2 separate regions of the Homo sapiens genome follow, and region 2 is linked to region 1. Evidence: chromatin loops called from intact Hi-C (ENCODE). Cell type or tissue: adrenal gland. All regions are shown on one strand. Each heading gives the region's core, and the rest is flanking DNA. Links, peaks and the distances in the headings are about the cores only. Region 1 overlaps ZNF462 (zinc finger protein 462). Region 2 overlaps ZNF462 (zinc finger protein 462).

Region 1 (5,386 bases), core at 103-5,102:
GGGAGGCAGGAAAGTGACTTTATTTTGATGTCTCCTCTAATATCATCACATTAATAATTGTAAACATAAATTTTTAAATTCTGAAGGTAAAGACTTCTCCAATCCTTAAAGCTCCACCTGTTGGCACGAGTGGAGTGTATACACAAGTGTACAAGTGAAAGGAAGTGAGAGATAGTTTTGTTTTGCTAAACTTATTCCTCTGAGAGCTATGCCATAATGGTGGCAAATAGTGAATCAATAAGGATAGTTGCAAGGAAAAAACATATAGTAATTTTTGTTAAACTTAGGACTAAAAGACTCAACGAATGTATGTGAGTAACCAATTTCTTTTATGCCTCTCTAAGTCAAATATGTTCTTTTGGATGGACAGAAAAAACACATTTACTATCAAGACCATGTTTCCCAAGGGTTGCCACTATCAATGCAGAGGTACAGTCAAAGCCTCACACCAGGAAGCTAATGGGTCCAGCAAGCCCCAAGCATCTCCAGTGGAAGGCACGTCTCCAAATGTTGCATATCTATGCTCACCATTCATGAGCTGTCAGAAGACACATCTCACGTCTGTCCTGTTTCTTGCTATAGCTAGCACCAAATATTTGCTCAGAAATCTTGGTTAAGTGCATGAGCAATGCGGTGGGATCAGCATCCTTTACCTTCTAAAGAACAGAGTTTCTTTCTCTACCAGTTCCTGACTATGGTGGAGGCTGCTTGGTCACGTGCTCTTCCTAAGCACACTGGAAGCTCACACACTTCCCAGTCCCTTTGTGGACAGGTGGAACAATGTGACCAGATCCAGCCCATAAAAAGAGGCTGAAAGTGATGTGTGCTACTTCCTGGATCAGGCATTTGAGTGGGTGAAACACTTCCAAGCTCTCAGCGTTGACCTTGAGATTCATGTGTTGAGATGACAGCATCACCAGATGGAGCAACCCAGACTCCCGAGTCAACAGGTCTAGGACACCTCACAGACATTCACAGGGAATGTGTGTAAGAATCAAATCTCTATGGTGTTAAGCCAGAGATTTCAGGATTTGCCTTGTTGCACCCCCTACCATGACTTATATAGCAATAAATTCCATTTCTTTTACATAAACAAAGTGAGAATATGGATTAGACATGAACTCAGTAAAAGCACTGTTCATAAAATATTTCATGGAGACCATGAGAGAACAGCTGTATCGCAGTGAAGTCCATTAAGTCACTTTCTCTCCTTTCTGAAAACATACAGGATAAACTTCTCAACCTGCAGTCCTTAGAAAAGGTTGAGTATCTCTTGAGTATTCGAATATAAAATGTACTCAGAATGCGATCTTATTGATTGATAGGGATGGGGAGGAGGAAGGGTTAGAACCAAGTTTTTAGAATGAACACTGAACAAATGATTCAGGAACCATACTTCTAACACTGGTAGAGGCAGATAGTGTAACTCAGCTTTGAGTTAATAATTAATGCTGTTGGTTTTAATTTACTTTTCTTCTAGGTTTCAGGACTATTAATTTTTCCATTGATTTATAACAGGGTAGCTCAAAGAATAAGTTAATGGTGATAATTATGGCTGCAGGATGTTCAGTAAGATAGTTTGTGGCGCAGGCTTTCATAAGCAAGGACGGCAACATTGAAATAGATCCTGTGCAGTGGGTGTGACTTGGCAGTTAGCTTAAAATGACTGTGCTTGTGGATTCAGGGTCCCAGATGATGTTTAATCACGGGTGCTTCCTCCTTCTGAAGTTCACACATCACTTTGATTCACATTTTTGATGGAAAATATTCCTTCCCTAAAACTCCCTCAGTTGGTGATGAATACCTGATGCAGAAATATTAACATTTGAAAATCCCAGCTCAACCTCAACCTCACCTCAGCTTTACCTTTGCTTTCCATACCTGTGTAGATTCAATGACTTAAAATATCTCGTGTACAAGCATTGAAAGGTAGTGCTATAATATTTCTAGATTTCATATCTGTAGTCATATCTGTAAATGATTTACAACAGATGCACATAGACACATGTGAAAAAAATTCTTTATTAATTTCTCACATTTCATTACAAAATGTATGTTGCAAACAACTTGAATAACCTACTTGTGGTTTTTTTTGTTTTTGTTTTGTTTTTAAACCCTTGGCTTCAAGGACTCAGGGTCTCCCTATCTCTTATGAAGTATTGGGAAACACTGATTACTGGAGTCAATAGGTTATCATTTTGCTATTTATTTTCTTCTCTCAAGCTCTGAAAAAAATGTCCTCTGTATAAATTAAACAACAACAAAAAATGTTGTAAATTCTATGTCATTACAGTCAACAGAATTATAATAATGCATCCAAAATGTGCGGCCACAAAATATCAGGTATATGTTTGAAAAAGAAAAAAATGACATTCTAGCCTTGTTAAAAGGATAATGGTCCCATATTTTTATTAACAGGTTAGCAAAACAAAATCCAATGGATTACAATATTTACATGTTATTTGAAAAATAAAGTAGTGATAAAAGCATGTCACAATTATTTTCTTTTTTTTTTTCCTTTTTCTTTCTTTTTTTGTTTGTTTTTTGGTAACCATTACAAACACCCAATCCAGGTATGGAACTGTTTAATACATTTGAAATGAGGCCAATTAAAAACAAATATAGACACAAAATGAATCTTTGTCTGGATAGTTCACACTTTCCCCATTTTCTGGTTTCCACATGATGGCCCCCATCCCTTAAAAAAATTAAATTAAAACAAACATCCTACAAATAAAAATTCTTAACAGTAAGAAAATAAAAGAAGAACATGCTTTTCAAGTAAGCACTTATTCCACAAATGCAACATCTTTCCATGGATTTTATTTGAAGCTGTGTGGGACACTGTCATCTCAGCAATTCCCCTTCCCTTTCTTCCCTCCCACCCTCCCACAACCCTTCCAAGTAAAAAAAAAAAAAAAAAAACATGAAAACCAAAGGATTCACACGTGCACACATGCACACACACACTCATACACGCACACACACATCCAAGCACACACACACACGGGCTTCTAAAACCTAGGCTTCAAGAAAAGTTCTTTTCTATTTTTTGGAACGAAACCCTTTGTTCACAATCAGAACATATTATAAATGTAGGCTTAGATTTAGTCTAAGCTGCTCCCTCCTGAAAAAGCTGATATGGGGGACAGAGCAGCTGGCAGCTAGATTTAAAAAAAAAAAAAAAAAAAAAAAAAGAAAGAAAGAAAGTAGTTCTCCAGGCTCCTTGTAGGATATGTTATTTCTTGTCCACTCTCACGAAAGGGATGGGATTCTAGTACATCCCCTCGTCCCCTAAATAAATGAAAACCCCCAACAAAACACAATGCCAGCAGAAACAAAACACAGATTTTAAAATCACACACAAAAGCCAGCCAATCCTAACAGAAATTATTTATGAGACGGATAATGCGTGAATTTGACAGGCAACAAAAGGGTGAGGAGGACCTCCTCGTCTGGCCCACAAGCTGCATAGCTGTGCCGAAAGTTTGGTTCTTTAGTTAAATTAAAAAAAAAAAAAAAAAAAAAAAAGAAAGTTAACTTCTTTGTTATTTCCATGTTTAAAATAAAAACATTCCTATTCACAAAAAACTAAATCTCCCTTGCCCCGAAATTAAAACAACAATAACAACACACACACGAAAAACAATTCATATGAAAAACTGAATTGTGCTGTGTTTGTAACACTCAAATTGATAGAAAATAAACATGTGGCAAACAAAACTCCACAATCACCTTAAAATTAGCTCACATGAATCTACCAAATTCTAAATTATAGTTGAACACTAATAAACAGCTTACCTGGAATAAAGGATGACAATTCACAAACAGTTATCTAATAATTAAAGTCTGTTTCTTTTTTTTGTTTTGTTTTTTACTAAAATAATTAAAAAAATCACAGTATTTTAAGAAATAAAACCCACATGGGGATTTTAAGCACAATTTGTGTTCCTTTCTTTAAAACTCTTTTTTTTTCTCCATTCACCATCTTGCCCAGCAGTTCTCTCTACATTTAACCACAACGACGACAGGTAGTACTGACAAATGCAGAGAGTTCCCTTGGTTAAGTTTGAGGTACTAGGAAACAGGTGACTGTTTTATGCAAAGCAGTTTTTTTTTTTTTGTTTTCTGTTTTTTGTTTTTTGTTTTTTTTTCCCAAAGCGGCTGCAGTTAGGTCTTGAAAAAGCTTAAGGTATTAAAACTAGAAAAACGCACCAAAAGTTGTGCGTCAAAAAGTTGCTCCCCAATGAGAAGTCTTCTACCGTCATGGAGCTTCTGTTTCCACATACTGTCCAAGACCACCACAGGGTGCACCGTACCATTGGGAGGTGCTTCCATATTCCGCAACAAATGAAACTTCCATGATGAAGATCCGGAAGAAAAGATGTAGTGATGGAAAAGGAGCCACATATTCCAACCATTTAAATAACTTTAATTTACATACTCACTCACACAGGTACCAGTGCTTTGAAAATAGATTGTTCAGTCCTAAAAAGCAGCTTTGTTCTGTCTTCTCTTTTCTGTCCCTCCCTTCTCAGCCCAAGCCAGCCCTCCCACTTTTTCATCACTGTTCAAGTAAGGTTTGATTAAGAATTTCACCAAACGCTCATTCTTTTTTGGCCTCTGCATTCTCCAGGAGAGATTTGTCGGCAGTTACTACACAGATGGCTACTGTTTCATTCTTTAGGGAAAAGTCTATCCCAATGGCCTCGTCATCTTCCTTTTCCTCTATGGAGGGCATTTTAACACTGTTCTCCATGATCTCTTTTGGGTGGATTTCTTCTCTGCTCACCTGCTTGGTGTCATTCAATGCCCTGGAAAAACATTTATCGAAGAGACAGATGAGTATAGTATATATATTTCTCTTTTTAAACAAAAAAATAATAAAAACCCTCGAGTGTCTTTATTTTCCTGATCCTCAAAAAGCCTTGGGGTTTCCTTTGAACAAATGCCATGGGTGTATGACAAAATACCAAGTGATGCATCCCTGCTATGTTTTGCTTAAGTCATATATTTCTGTATCTTAAAGATTTGAACTTACAGAAGTATCCATTATTATACTATATATTGATTATCCCATGTTTTCTTTCTAGATAAGCATAATCATTTTATGTCACTTTCTCTACTGGGTCATAAGTGGTAACAGCAAGAATTGTCTTATGCTCAGAGTCATCGGCTGAACCCAGAAGCTTGGAGATTGGTTATATTTATGAAGTCTAAAAGAGTAACTCAGGTACTAAAGATTTATTTGTCAGGTCCCGAAACAAATCACGAAAACAAACTAAAAACAAAAACCTGAAGATGGAACCCATGTCTCGGGAAGCTTGGTTATATTCTCTGAGGTCTAGACCCTTGAGGCTTCAGGGACCAAGCTTCAGGCTTCCTA
Region 2 (5,386 bases), core at 166-5,165, 50 kb after region 1:
TAAGATCAATTCCAGTTCAGCCAGCATACATATCATTACTCATATATGATTATGATATGAGTGTGCCCTATTGCTCAAGAGTAAAGCTCTTCAGTCTCGTCTCAGCCCATGTCTCCAGCCTCACTTCCAGCTAGCTTCCAATTTCTTGCAAATTCTACGTATTGCATCCTTGGGGATCCTTAATCAACGCCACCAGTGTGCTTTCTCTTCTTTTTCCCTGGCAAATTCTTACCCATCCTTCAAAACTCAGCTGAAATGTCACACCCTCTGTGAAGATTTTTCCCAGCAATCCGAACAGAACTCTTTGCTTTCCTCTATGCTTTGCCAATACATACACATTGTGATTCTTGCCCTGATCTCATTATACCTCATATTACATTTACAAGTCCTCCTTAAGCAAACTTGGCTAGATCAATGTCTCTGACCTTAAAACATTCTAACCAAAGAAGAACCATGGCAACAGTGGTATCTAGGCTGATGCTGTACACCATCCTTTAGCAGGTCCATCCATTTCTGCTTCTAGCACTGGACCTAATGCTAACAAGAATCATCAGTTTCATTTGCTCCTAAAACTTTTTTGTACCAGTTATATTTGCTACTGAGCTCATTCAATTTAATTAATATTCTATAAGATAAAATATAGGTATAAAAGTGTTATTTCTATGAAAGCTATGTTGAATGCTTTGAAAAGACTTGATAAAGTCAAGTTGCTAAAAAAAAATTACTGTTAAGTTACATTTTGGCAAGACCAACTATAAAAGATTGAGAACATAAAAATCTAGAAGGACTCTGCTCTAAGACTGTTTCACAAATGTCTAAGTTCTCATTCCACTTCAAAGAAATGGAAACTGGAAGTAACACACAACGCAGTGTAGGTGAGTGTGGTTTACACAAGGGAGAAAACAGGGAACTTCAATCAAAGGAACGAGATTCAAATACATAGGCTTTACCCTGTATCACAATACTGGTGAATACATGTATTTACATTTTAAATGAAATTAAAATGCTTAAGGCATTTTGAAAAGGATTCCCTAGTTAGGATGGTGATTATCAAAAAAAGAAAGTAAGTGCTGGCAAGGCTGTGGAGAAACTGGAACCCTTGTGTGCTGCTGTTTGGAATGCAAAATGGTACAGTCTCACGGAAAATAGCATAGAATTTCCTCAAAAAATTAAAAACAGAACTATCGTATGATCAAGCAATCCCACTACTGGATATTTATCCAAAAGAACTGAAATTAAGATCTTGAAGAGATATGTACTCCCATGTTCACTACAGCATTAGTTACAATAGCCAGGAGGTAGAAGCAACCTAAGTGTTCATCAACATGTGAATGAGAGAAAATGTGGTGTATAACACACACACACACACACACACACACACACACACGAATATTATTTAGCCTTAAAAAAGAAGGAAATCTTGTTATATGCTAAAGCCAGTCACAGAGGGACAAATACTGCACGATGCCACTTCCATGAGGCACCTAGAGCAGTCAAACCCATACAGACAGACAGTAGAATGGTGGTTGCCAGGGGCTGTGGGTAGAAGGAAGTGGAGAGTTGTTGTTCTATGGATATAGAGTTTCAGTCGTGTAAGATGAAAGAGTTCTAGAGATCTGCTGTATAACAATGTGTATACAGTTAACAATACTATCCTATATACTTAGAAATTTGTTAAGAGGGTAAATTCCCATGTTATATGGTTTTTACTGCAGTAATTTTTTTAGGTGCCTTTAGACAAGATCATCTGTTAGGTTCCTTACAAACTTCATAAACTTTAATTATCACCATAAATACTTAATGATGGTACTTAAGAAAATATCCATTAGATTGAATTTGTGGACAGCCGTGCTATACAGGCACACAAGGCATTGTTCCTGTCAATCTGAAATGACAACCAAGCAGGTAATGTCAGCTCCACAGGAGCAAGGGTTCATGCTGTCTTTTTCGCTGATGTATCTCAATTGCTTAGAAGTGCCTGGAAAGGTACTTAAGAAAATGTTTCCTGGATTAAACTTGTGGACAACTTTGTTAAGTCCAGATACATATATATTGTTTTAAGTTATTAAAACAGTGTGTAACACAGAGCTATCAAGATGATTCTCAGACTCAAGAAGTCTGCTGATTTAAAAAATTGTTCTCGGTTCTATCCGAATTCCTTTGTACCTTGATTTAATTCCCATTCTCAAAATACCTGTTTCTCAAGTGCTGTTAACACTGAGCAGAATTTGGTATCCAGAGAAACAATAAAAACCACAAATCACCAATGCAACTTTCCAAGTATTTCCTCTGAAGAGCCTCAAAAATGTTCTTTATCTATGGGCTATTCCAAAAGAAAATTATATTCGAAACTAAGCTTTAGAATACAAACCATTTCCATTCCATAGTGTCTAAGGGGGAACATACGCCTCTAAAGGCAGTCACATTATTTTATTTCCTTCTTTTGATTATGCCTTGAAAATCTCCAGGCCAAGGACTCTGGCACCTCCTTGTCTACTGTCATCAGTGGAGCTCTCTGGCCTGGACGCACAAGATTATGATACAATGGCCAGGGGGACAATGGATGCTGGATGACTATATATAGGAATTCTGGACTCCGTTGTCATGGAGGCAAACGGAAAAACAAACGCCTAATCCTGAAAATAAGGTTGAGGCCAAACTTGAAGGAAACACACACTGAAAACTTCCTGTCATTCTGATGAGTAAAAACAAAACCTTGAAATATGATCAGGGAATAGATTGAGAAAACAAAACAAAACAAAATATTAGCCTGCAAAATGATACAAACATGGCAAAAAATGGGCAAGCTTTCTCTTTTTTGAGATCTAGTTTCCCATCATACTTACATTCACTGAAAAGGTTTCTCAAAGACCTTATTTTGTGTGAAGCCTCATGTTTTTTCTTTATATTTTTGAGGAATCCAGGCAGGTCTGACCTGAGGCCAAGGAGGATTCCTGGACTTTTCAATTCACTAGATCGTATACTTGGGAACATATTCATTTGTCTTTCTATATTTTTTGTCAATGACATCACCATTCATTCACCCAGTCAATGAAATCAGAATAAATCCTTGATTCATTTCTCTCTTTCATTCCACACATTCAATGAGTCAAAAGCTCTGTTGGTTCAGCCTCCTGAGAAACTCTATCTCTGTGATCCACTCACTAGCCCACTGCCATGGCTTTTGTTCAGGCCCTCGTGGTTGCTGTGTGAACTTCTACTGCAACATGTTCCTAACTGGCATTCCATTTTCCAGTTTCTTCTCCCCCTATGATTCCTTTCTTTTCTAAAATGCAAATGTGATCATGACACTCACTTTCTTACAGAAAAAAGCCCAAACTCTGAACCATGGGGCTCACACTCTCCTTCATCTTTCCAGGCCGATCCTCACTCCCTTGCCCACACTGTTTCCATGCTGTGCTTAATGCCAGTCACATACAAGGCTTCTAATATTCACTTTTTATGCCTTTTCCCCCTGCATTGTTGTATATTCTTGCAATATCCTTCTTATACTTTTCAGTCTGACAAACTCTTACTCATCTTTCAAAACTGAACTCAGTCCAAATCTGCCATCACCACGAAGATTTTCCTTGACCCTTCTAGATACACATATTAAATTCCCCCCTTAGACTCCCCTACTACTACATATCATGCTGTATTAAGGTTAATTTATTTTACCCCTACCAGACTATGATCTCTTTGAAATTAGGCCATCCATCCATCTATCCATTCATGTATCCATGTGTGCATCCATCCATCTATCTATAATTGTTTTAAGTCGATGTACCCCAGAACTTAGTCCAGTGGCTGGCCTAAAGCAAGTGCTCAACAAACATGCTACAAACATCCAAAAAAAAAAAGAGTACAAACTGAAAATACTGTTCTGGAAAACCCAGATTTAAAAAGAAAATGCAACTGACCAAATGCTACTCTCTCTTTGGATACTGAGGTTTAAGAGTCTTCCCACTGAAACACTGAACCATGTTTGCTGAAATAAGCCTGGGTCTTTTTTAATTACACGGACAATGGCTTCTGAACATTTAAGAACTTGAATGCAATGTAATTCAGAATCCATGGCTGTCTCAAGAAACCAAAGGCATTAATTTCTAGTCTTGCCCCTAAATCAGCTATAAGCCAAAACTCAAAACACATGCTATCAGCACATCTGGAAGCCACTTGAGATTATTCAGTATGCAGCTCTCTATCCCTCATTTTTTTCACCCATCAGTAGGCATCGATGTTTGTGAGATGCTCAGGTGTAATGGGTACCATGTATTTAAATACATCATAGCTTTTTGATAAACAATCAACACCTGAGACCATACAAATAGAGCCCTTTGCAATCTGTGAGAAGGTATTCATGGATTACCTTCAGGTGTTTAGAACTATATTTTCACTGTATACACTGTTTTACCTATTTTCCTCCATTAGAAATGCACTCATCCCAGATATGTAGCATACAGACTATCCATTTTGCCTAAAGACTTGTAGTGGCTCAGAAAAGCAGATATGGGTTTATGTTGCCCAGGTAACCAATGAAGAAACAGAAGCATAACTTGGGGATCCTGAATGCCCAGTCCCAAAAATGTGTGTGTTTGTTTTTTCTGCCACTGTAGCTATTCCTTCTTCATTAAATGATATTTGTAATTCAAAGTGTGTGTTCTTAAAAACCCTCCTTGAAACAGGCAGGAAACTTGTAGGGAAATGAATGTGTGGTGAAGGATCCTTTTTCTAATGTTTTTTGGAGGAAACTCTGGGTGGCATCTGCCATTGTTAATTGAGAAGCTCTCACAATACCGAATGCATAATTCACCTGTGACTCTTTTGAATTGTGTGATGAGGAAGTAAGGTTTCCTGCTGTTCGTTTAGATCATATAGATGTCTTTACCACACTGAAAAAATCCAACAAAAAGTGTTGAGCACAAAAGCCTCTTTATATAAATGACTTGGCCTCAACCGTAGAGAGCTTGTGAGCAACCTCAGATGGTATTTAGAGCTCACAGGCCGTGGGCAAGGCCACAGTGCTTCCTCCTCAAGACCTGACTGGAGGGAAGATGCCTACTGACTTCAAGGAGTTGGTCACAATTGATGGCTTGCTATGAACAGTGCTGTGAGAGCCCGGAGGGAACAACTGTGGAGATTTCTTAAAAGATTCGATAATCAAGAGGAAAGAGCACATCTGGGTATAAGCATATATATATTTAGATACACGTAGAGCTCTAAGTGATGCTACACGGAAATCAGGTGAGAAAGGCTATGGTTGATCAAGAACAAGAATGAGCAGCCACATTTCAAAGCACAGAGCTCTTCTAAAATTGTCCCCGAGCGGGAGTCTCTGAGCCAACAAACCCAGTGGGTTTCTTAACCCTTTTTTTCTTTTATTTTC

Evidence for each region. Peaks named below come from ENCODE experiments on the same cell type or tissue, not always from the same donor. Only the 100,000 strongest peaks of a DNase experiment are listed, where the experiment ranks them.
Region 2: a loop joins it to region 1, with 4 times the contacts of the local background. A loop is called at or near these places in 1 of 110 quality-filtered maps.

The regions. Positions count from the first base shown.
Region 1 is chr9:107,010,251-107,015,636 of GRCh38, reverse strand. ZNF462 (zinc finger protein 462) reads right to left here. Exons shown (of 13, transcript NM_021224.6): 13 at 2,003-4,814. The coding sequence ends at 4,607. All of the region lies in intron 4 of LOC340512 (a long non-coding RNA gene), which reads left to right. Among named protein-coding and RNA genes, the nearest start is that of ZNF462, 150 kb to the right of the region's middle. In adrenal gland, for the core only: no CTCF peak of the experiment used is centred there; no DNase peak of the experiment used is centred there.
Region 2 is chr9:106,960,010-106,965,395 of GRCh38, reverse strand. The region is part of intron 7 of ZNF462 (zinc finger protein 462); the gene reads right to left. Among named protein-coding and RNA genes, the nearest start is that of ZNF462, 100 kb to the right of the region's middle. In adrenal gland, for the core only: no CTCF peak of the experiment used is centred there; no DNase peak of the experiment used is centred there; H3K27ac peaks cover 1,743 bases.